Regions from separate parts of the Homo sapiens genome. Here region 1 is linked to region 2. The links are chromatin loops, found by intact Hi-C in ENCODE. Cell type or tissue: body of pancreas. All regions are shown on one strand. Each heading gives the region's core, and the rest is flanking DNA. Links, peaks and the distances in the headings are about the cores only. Region 1 has its middle 450 kb from the start of DCC. Region 2 has its middle 7.2 kb from the start of MEX3C.

Evidence for each region. Peaks named below come from ENCODE experiments on the same cell type or tissue, not always from the same donor. Only the 100,000 strongest peaks of a DNase experiment are listed, where the experiment ranks them.
Region 1: it touches region 2 in a loop (5-fold over the local background); 1 of 110 quality-filtered maps calls a loop at or near these places.

Annotation. Positions count from the first base shown.
Region 1 is chr18:51,888,770-51,893,174 of GRCh38, reverse strand. No RefSeq gene overlaps it. Among named protein-coding and RNA genes, the nearest start is that of DCC, 450 kb to the left of the region's middle. In body of pancreas, for the core only: no CTCF peak of the experiment used is centred there; a DNase peak (open chromatin) is centred at 2,294; H3K27ac peaks cover 327 bases.
Region 2 is chr18:51,202,702-51,207,106 of GRCh38, reverse strand. No RefSeq gene overlaps it. Among named protein-coding and RNA genes, the nearest start is that of MEX3C, 7.2 kb to the right of the region's middle. In body of pancreas, for the core only: no CTCF peak of the experiment used is centred there; no DNase peak of the experiment used is centred there.

The DNA.
Region 1 (4,405 bases), core at 195-4,194, 690 kb before region 2:
TCAATAAATAACCATAAAAATGGGCAACCATAGGCTCTGTCTGTGGAGACTAGCCATTCTTTATTTCTTTACTTTCTTAATAAACTTGCTTTCACTTTACTCAAAAACAAAACAAAAAGTTTACCTAGCACTACTTTCTTTATAAAGCTCCCCAGACCCATTTTATTCCCTGGGTTTCTCATTCAACAATAGAGGGGCAGTCTGACTTCCATCTTCCCTCTCTGTTGCCACTCAGCCCATTCACTTTTTAAGGTTTTACTGCCAAGCATTCCTGTAAAATGCTACTAGTTAATATTCTTTCCCTATTCATTTCATATACCCTTCTTTAGGTGATATTTGATTGGAGTTTTGCCTTTATGTATTATGTCTGTGTTGGCCTTTAGACTTTGCCCCTCACTTCATCAGACAGCTAATGCCATCTTCTGGGTTCAAAGGATTTGGCTTTGGGAGGTCAAATTTTGTTCTTATTTAAGGAAGCCAAGCACAAGCTCCAGCATCTCCACATGCCAGTCTGTCCTTTCCAGCCCTTCTGATTCTCCCTCACCAAAGGTCACTACTCAGTGGTTTATAAGCCAAGTCACTAAAAGCTTCTGCATTGCTTGGCGACTGCCATTTTCTTTTATTTTGAGACAGGGTTTCACTCTATCACCCAGGCTGGAATATAGTGGCATGATTATAGCCCACTGTATCCTTGAACTCCTGGGCTCAAGTGATCCTCTTGCCTCATCCTCCTGAGTATCTAGGACTACAGGCATGCACCACCACACTGAGCTAATTTGTTTAAATTTTTTGTAGAGATGGGGTCTCTCTGTGTTGCCCAGGCTGGTCTCAAACTCCTGGTCTCAAGTGATCCTCCCACGTCAGCCTCCACACAACTCTACCACTTTCTACTCTTGCAATTAATCTGTAAGATCCTTCAATTATGGAAATGTTTCCTTCATATCTTCCCAATTAATGATGCTTCTATGTTTTAAAAAAAGGAAAGGAATATTCAGGGAAACATAGCAGACACACACACACAAGGAACAATGTTATATGAAGACAGAGGCACAGATGGGAGGGATGCAGTTAAAAGCCAAAAAATGCCACGGGTTTCCAGCAATCAACAGAAGCTGGGAGAGAGGCAAGGAACAGATTCTGCCTCAGAATCTCCAGAAGGAGCCAACCCTGCCAACACCCTGATTTCAAACTTCCAGCCTCTGAGAAATATGAGAGAATAAATTTATGTTTGTTAAGCCACCTGGTTGTGGTCACTTGTTACAGCAGCCCTAAGAAACTAATACAGTCTCTAATTCCCAATATCTAATAATGCAGGTGATGCCCACCATTTATGAGCAGTGTGACTTTGCCAGGTCCCATTATCTCCATATCTAAAATGAGAATAATAATGGCAGCTCTCTCCAGAACTGCTATGAGGATCAAATGCAGTAAGGCTATGAAAAAAAAAAAAACACTTCATAACCTATAATGAGCAACATAAATACTAGTAATTGGAATTAGAGTATGAATTAAGTTATGAGGAATGAAGGAAGAAAAGACGGAAAACAAGGGCAGGGAAAGGGAAGGGGAAAATAAAGTAAATTAGTTTTTATTTCTAAGAGGAAACACCATTTCCATTAATTCCTTGCATATTTTTATTATGTTAGAAATGTAGTACTTTAGTCTTTCTAGATAATTAATCTTCATTTAAAGACACTTAAGGAGGGAGCCAACAAAAACACAAGATTACGTAAGACTTTCTATTGTCAAGAAGTGAGAAATTAATAGTTAACACCTACTAAAAATTTTCTAGTTGCCAGAGATTCTACTAAGCATTTTGTCTGCATCATCTCATTTAGTTCTCACAACTCTACAAGGTAAGGACTATATACATTAAGAAACCCAGGATTTAGGAGGCTTCACAATTAGCCCAAAGTCACAATGTCAACCAACTTCGGCCTGATTTCCAAACCTGCTTGTGGAACACTACCACATACTACCTTGCTCTCACAACCAGCAAATCAAGAAAACACACCTGCTCCCTACCGGGGTCACCCCTAGCTGTGACACTTACACACCCCTTCCATCACCTCCCCATGAGGACTCACTCCTTTCCCCAAACTCCTAAGCTCAATGGCAGGTGTGTCACTGCCCTCACTAATGTGCACTTCAAGGCTGTTATTCACCTCCTGGAATCTGAACTGCTGCCTCCTACTTGGGCAATTTTCCAACCATTTAGTGGCATAGTCATCAGAGACAAGAATGTAAACATTTCCTCCCCACAGCCTGGGAAGAGGGCCAGAGGACTCAACCTTGGTGACTTCCCTATGGGAAGCTGCTCCGGGGGCAATTCCATGGAATCAGGCTTCCCAGGTGGCAAAATTGGAGAGGATGAAATCATTTCTTGCCCCCCATTTTCCTGTCACGTCAATAGAACTGATATCAAAAGTCAACCAAGATACAGCAATAAAAAGAAGCAAAACAATAAGCTTGCCACTATACAAATGAGCCTCATTACACTAAATGAAACAAGCCAGCCACAAAAGGCACATATTGGATAAATTCATTTGTATGAACTGCCCAGAAAAGCAAATGGATAGAAGCAGAAAGTAAATCAGTGATCATCCAGGGTTTATGGGTTACATATATAAACCACGAACAGGTATGAGGAATCTTCTTGAGGCGATGAAAGTGTTCGAAAACTGGATTGTGATGATAAGTAGCACTTTATAGTGTTTACTAAAAATCATTGAATTGTACACTTAAAAGAGGTGAATTTCATAGTATGTAAAAATTATACTCCAATAAATGCATTCTTTAATAAAAATAAAATCAGGCTTTCTAAAATTCCCAAATTGACTTATTAAATGGAAATCCTAGAAACAGACCTGAGACATCAAGTAGCAAATATATACTCCAAAATTCAAAAGATGTCTGATTTTAGAAGCTTTGCTTATATTACCAAATTTTCTTTCAATTCAGGAAGTACAAAGAGAGGAGCCTTTCATTTTTCACTATTGCACAGATAGATTCTTCTGCCCACTGACAAATACAACTGACATCTTTTCCTTGGAATTTCATGGGAATCTAGCTATTTGGAGGCCATTTCAACTCTATCACTAGTTATATTAAAACTCTAGCTAAGTTATTTCATCCCTCTGGGCTTCAGAGTCTTCATCTGCAGAAGGAGAAGGTTGGTCAACATTATTAACTCTAAGACTCCTTCCATTTCAGACCTTTTATTATATTAATAATAATGCCTGCTACATGCCAGATACTATGTGAAGCAATATCTACATATGTTTAGTCTTCTCAACAACCTTAAGGAGGAAAAATTATTAGCCACATCTTATAAATGAAGGGACTCAGCTTCCAAGTGGTTGTAATTTTTACCCAAAGTTATACAACTAGCAAACAACAGAACCAAGATTTACATCAATGTTTCAACTATAAATCACACTGTTCCCAACTCTCTTCCAATCTCAAAGTAGACAATAGCACTATCTTGATAAATTCCCCAAATGAGGAGAAATTGGAGACTAAGAATGTTCTCTTTAGAATCCCATATGCATTTCATATAGGCACAAAATACAAATAATACCTCCTAGAAGAGGCACACACACACACTGCACTCTATGCAGTGTTTCACAGACAAATTAAAATGCACATACAGTAGTACCCTAAGCCAGGAATGTAAAACTGTGGTACAGATGAAGTTCTATGGCTAAATAAGAATACAACAAGATGATTATAAACTTGTATAAATATATTATATTTGCATGTATTGTGTATGTGCACACACATGTATGCATGGCTAAAGTTAGGAAATACAACTCGATAAATGGTTTTGGTGTTTCCTGCAAGGTGCAAAAGCTGATTTGGAAAATACAGATTGCCTAGTAAAAATGCAATAATTTTCAAGATTTTGAGTTGGTTTATTATAGACAAACATCAGAACTTTTTCACTCATATGCCATCTAGAATGAAGCATGGCCTCATATCTGTGGTTCAAAGATAAGAACTAACTCTACCTAGTAAATACTGAGTCACTCTGGTGCACTTCTTTAAGGAAACCTTCTCAAGGGATTTTATAAGAGCATCAAAGTCATCACACATGGTAGAAACTATTTACAAACACTTCCCAGACACTATAACCACCAGCACAATTGTGACCACAACCACCCCAAAATGCTTATTCCACAAATTACTCCAGTCCATCTAATGCATTTGTCTACCTCTGACCAGGGCACCTGAGTTTCTTCAGTGAGAAATCATGGTTACAAGCCTTCGCCAGTACCTGGCTTTCTCAAACTCAATCCCACCAGCTACTGGGCTGTCAGCCACATGCAGGTTCAATCCACAAGCCTTGAGGCAATCAATGTAAGCCAGAACAACTACCCACTAGTCAGGTGGGTCTAGAAATAGT
Region 2 (4,405 bases), core at 77-4,076:
AGTGCCATAAATTTCTCAGGTGTGCTTTAGCTGTGTCCCACAAGTTTTCTGGGTTTTTTCTCTTTCTTTTTTTTTTTTTTTTTTTTTGAGATGGGGTCTCGCTGTCACCTAGTCTAGAGTGGCGCAATCTCGGCTCACTGAAGCCTCCGCCTCCCGGGTTCAAGCAATTCTCCCATCTCAGCCTCCTGAGTAGCTGAGTAGCTGAGTAGTAGTAGTAGGTGTACGCCACCACACCCAGCTAATTGTTGCATTTTTAGTAAAGATGGGGTTTTACCATGTTGGCCAGGCTGGTCTCAAACTCATGACCTCAGGTGATCCACCTGCCTTGGCCTCCCAAAGTGTTGTGATTACAGGCATGAGCTACTGTGCTTGGCCATCCCACACGTTTTCATATATTATATTTTAATTTTCATTCAGATCAATGTATTTTTTTATTTTCCCTGAAAGATTTCATTGACTCATGGATTATGTGTTGTGTAATCTTCATGTATTGAGGTTTTCTTGTTTTCTTCATGTTATTGATTTCTAGTTCAATTTTTTTATAGTCATAGTGCATACTTCATATAGCTTCAATTATTTTGAATTTGTTGACGTCTGCTTTATAATCCAGGATATGGCCTATGTATACAACTGTTGCATGGGCACTTGGAAAAAAGTTATATTCTGCTGTTGTTAAGTGGAGTCATCTATAAACATCAATTACATCCTCTTGGCTAATGGTGTTATGTAGTTCTACTTTTTTGCTTTCTGTTTACTAATACTTCTATTAATTACTGACAGGGAGTGTTGAGGTCCCCAACTATAATTGTGGATTTGTAGTTCTCCTTTCAGCTTTATTGTTTTCACATTGTTTGGTTTTGTTTGTTTTCCATGTTTTTGTTTTTGTTTTCAATTTTTTAGACACACCCAGGCTGGAGTACAGTGGCACGTTCTTGGCTCACTGAAACCTCTGCCTCCAGGGTTCAAGTGATTTCCCCTGCCTCAGCCTCCTGAGTAGCTGGGACTACAGGCATGCACCACCAGCCTGGCTAATTTTTGTATTTTTAGTAGAGACGTGGTTTCTCCATGTTGGCCAGGCTGCTTTTGAACTCCCAAACTCAGGTGCTCCACCCACCTTGGCCTACCAAAGTGCTGGGATTACAGGCGTGAGCCACCGCACCTGGCCTTTTTTCCATATATTTTGAAGCCTTATTGTTGGAGCATGCACATTTAGAGCTGCTGTGTTATCTGGGTAGATTGATCCTCATGTAAATAAATATGTATTATCAGGCTCTGTGCTATAAAGTGAAATAGTCTTGGGCAGTTTGTGATTAGAGCATATAAGTAGCTTAAACTATGTATTTTAAATGTGTTGGCCAGGTATGGTGGCTCGTGTCTCTAATCCCAGCACTTTGGGAGGCCAAGGTGGGAGCATCACTTGAGCCCACGAGTTTGAGACTAGTCTGGGCAACATAGTGAGACCCCCATCTCTACAAAAAAAAAAAAATTAATTATAAATGTGTAAACCAGGGTTTTGTTGTGTTTTTTGTTTTTGTTTTTGTTTTCAGTAGATTTCATTTTCTAAAGCGGTTTTAGTTCACAGCAAAATTAAGCAGAAAGTACAGAGAGTTCCTATGTACCCCCTCTCCACACAGACACACAGCCACCCCATTATCAACATCCAGTACCACAGTGGAACATTTGTTAGAATTCTTGAACCTACAAACCTACATTGACTCATCATTACCACCCAAAGTCCATAGTCTACATTAGGATTCAGTCTTGGTTCTGTACACTTTATGGGTTTTGACAAATGTATAAAGATGTGTATCTACCATTATAGTATTAAAAATGGTAGTTTCACTGCCCTAAAAATTCTCTAAGCTCCACCTATCTATTCCTCCCTTCCTCCAACCCCTGGCAACCACTAAGCTTTTTACTATCTTCTTACAAACCAGGGGTTTTTAACTTGGTGTTTTATGTTAGTTAAGACAGGCTAACTGGGATGGCTGGGCCTTGGTGTGGACCTGCACCTCCCTTAGCAAAAATTTATAAAATTAAAAAAAAAAAAGATAGGCTAACTGCTATAACCAATGTATACAAAAATATATTTCAAACTCCTTAAAAATCTTTTTTTTTTCCACTCATATAAAGTATGAAACAGGTACATCTGATTGGAGGGCACCTCTGCTCCATGTGGTGACTCAAGCTCCTTTTATCTTGCGGCTCTGTCATCTTTAACATGTGGCTTCCAAGTTCATCATACTCATTTACATCCACAGATAGAGGAGGAACAAGGATGATAATATGAGGGACTCTTGAAGGAAATTCTGTACACTTGGCTAAAACTCAGTCTTCCCAACCACAGTGGAGGCCAGGAAATGTAGTCTAGCTGTGTGCTCAGGAAGAGGAGGAAACAGATTTAGTGAACATCTAGCCAGTCTGTTTCATAGGCCTACAGAACCCCAAGAGATCCATGGGTAGACTTTAAGGGGTCGTTTAAGCATACAGAAATATACGAGAAATGTTGCCTTCATATGTATTTTCCTGGGGAGAGGAAGGGAAGGACTAGCCCTGATTCTATTGACTAGGAATGTAGGTTGGAAGAAGTCAAATGTAAGCTGAGGATTAAAAATGTGTGGAGATGGGGAAGGTGGGATAGAAGGTCAGGGCAATCTGAGCAGAAAAACAACACTAGCAAAGGCACAAAGATGGGATAGTACAATGCATATTTCAAAAACGGCCAAAGGTTCAGATTAGCTGTTGAACTGAGTTTATTTGAAATAATATCCATTTAGTTGGTCAGTCAGCAAGGACATACTGGCCCCTCCTAGGTACCAAGTGCTATGGTAAAGCTGGCTTTATAAAGAAGAGAAGAAGAGAGACAATTCCAGAACAAAGAATGCAAAGTGTTGCTAGGGACATAGAGGACACCATAAGAGCCAATTGCAGGACATCTACCTTACCTAATAGGTTAGGGAAGACACCCTAGAGGAAGTGATGTTTAAGCTGAGCTCTGAAGGACAACTTGTATTGACGTTAGCTTAGCTAAGAGTGAAAGGAGAGGCCAGGTGCCATGGCTCACACCTGTAATCCCAGCACTCTGGGAGGCCGAGGCGGGTGGATCACGTGAGGTCAGGAGTTCAAGACCAGCCTGGCCAACATGGTGAAACCCCTTCTCTACTAAAAAATACAAAAATTAGCATGGTGTGGTGGTGGGTGCCTGTAATCCCAGCTACTCAGGAGGCTGAGGCAGGAGAATTGCTTGAACCTGGGAGGTGGAGGTTGCAGTGAGCTGAGATTGCACCACTGCACTACAGCCTGGGCCACAGAGCAAGACTCCGTCTCCAAAAAAAAAAAAAAAAAAAAAAGACTGAAGGCAGAAGAGCCCTATTCCAGGCCTGGAGGCATAAGAAGAATATGTAGAATATATGAACACTTGCCAGAAGGCCTTTATGGTAAGAACAACAATGTAAAAGGAAGCCTAGCATGAACAAGGATAAGAGGTAGACATAGCCCAGATGCAGAAGACCTTGTATGTTAGGAAATGTGGATATTATCCTAAGGACGACAAAAAGGGTTTTAAGAGAAGTAGAAGAAGTAATCCTGAATTAAAATTATTCCAGCTGCAGCATGGACAATGAATTAGAGTGGTGCAAGACTAGATGTAAGAATATTTGTCTTGGGGACTCCTGTTCATCATCTAGACTGTGGTAATGATGGTTCTGAACAGTTTTAGTCTCAGCACTTCTAACACCAAATGTATGGGGTTTTGTCTCCAAATCAAACAATGCTCCAACTTTCTGGACATCGAGTGGGTGTCTCAAAATTCAATTCAGTTCTGGCACTAACTACTTGGAGTTAACATAGATCCCATAGGTTAAGGGCTCAGCCCCACAAGACTGCCCCACTGCAGATGCCAACACAAGTTTTGAGTATCCAGGGTACCCAACCTTCTATCCAATTTGGCTACAAAGTCAGGGGTTCCCAGGGACACAAATATTTGCTAGAGTGGCTCACAGAACTCAGAAAAGCATCTTACTATTACTGGTTGAGTATAAAGGATCCGAACGAACAGCCAGGTGAAGAGGTACACAGGGTGAGATCTGGAAGGATCCTGTGCTCAGGAGCTTCTGTCCTAGTAGAGTTGGAGCACACTACCCTCCTGGTATGTGTGTGCCTTCACTAACCCAGAAGCTCTCCAAGGGTTTTTTTTTAATGGAGGTTTTATCATACATGCATGTTTATTAACTCAATCTCCTATCACCACCAATTATTCAGGAAATTACAAGAGTTTTAGGAGCTCTGTACCACAAATTATGGATAAAGATCAAAGATAAATTTCTTATTCTATCACAGTGGTAGAGATGCAGAAAGATGGATGGATTTGAGAATTGGTATGACCCTTAGAACCTGATCTTTGACT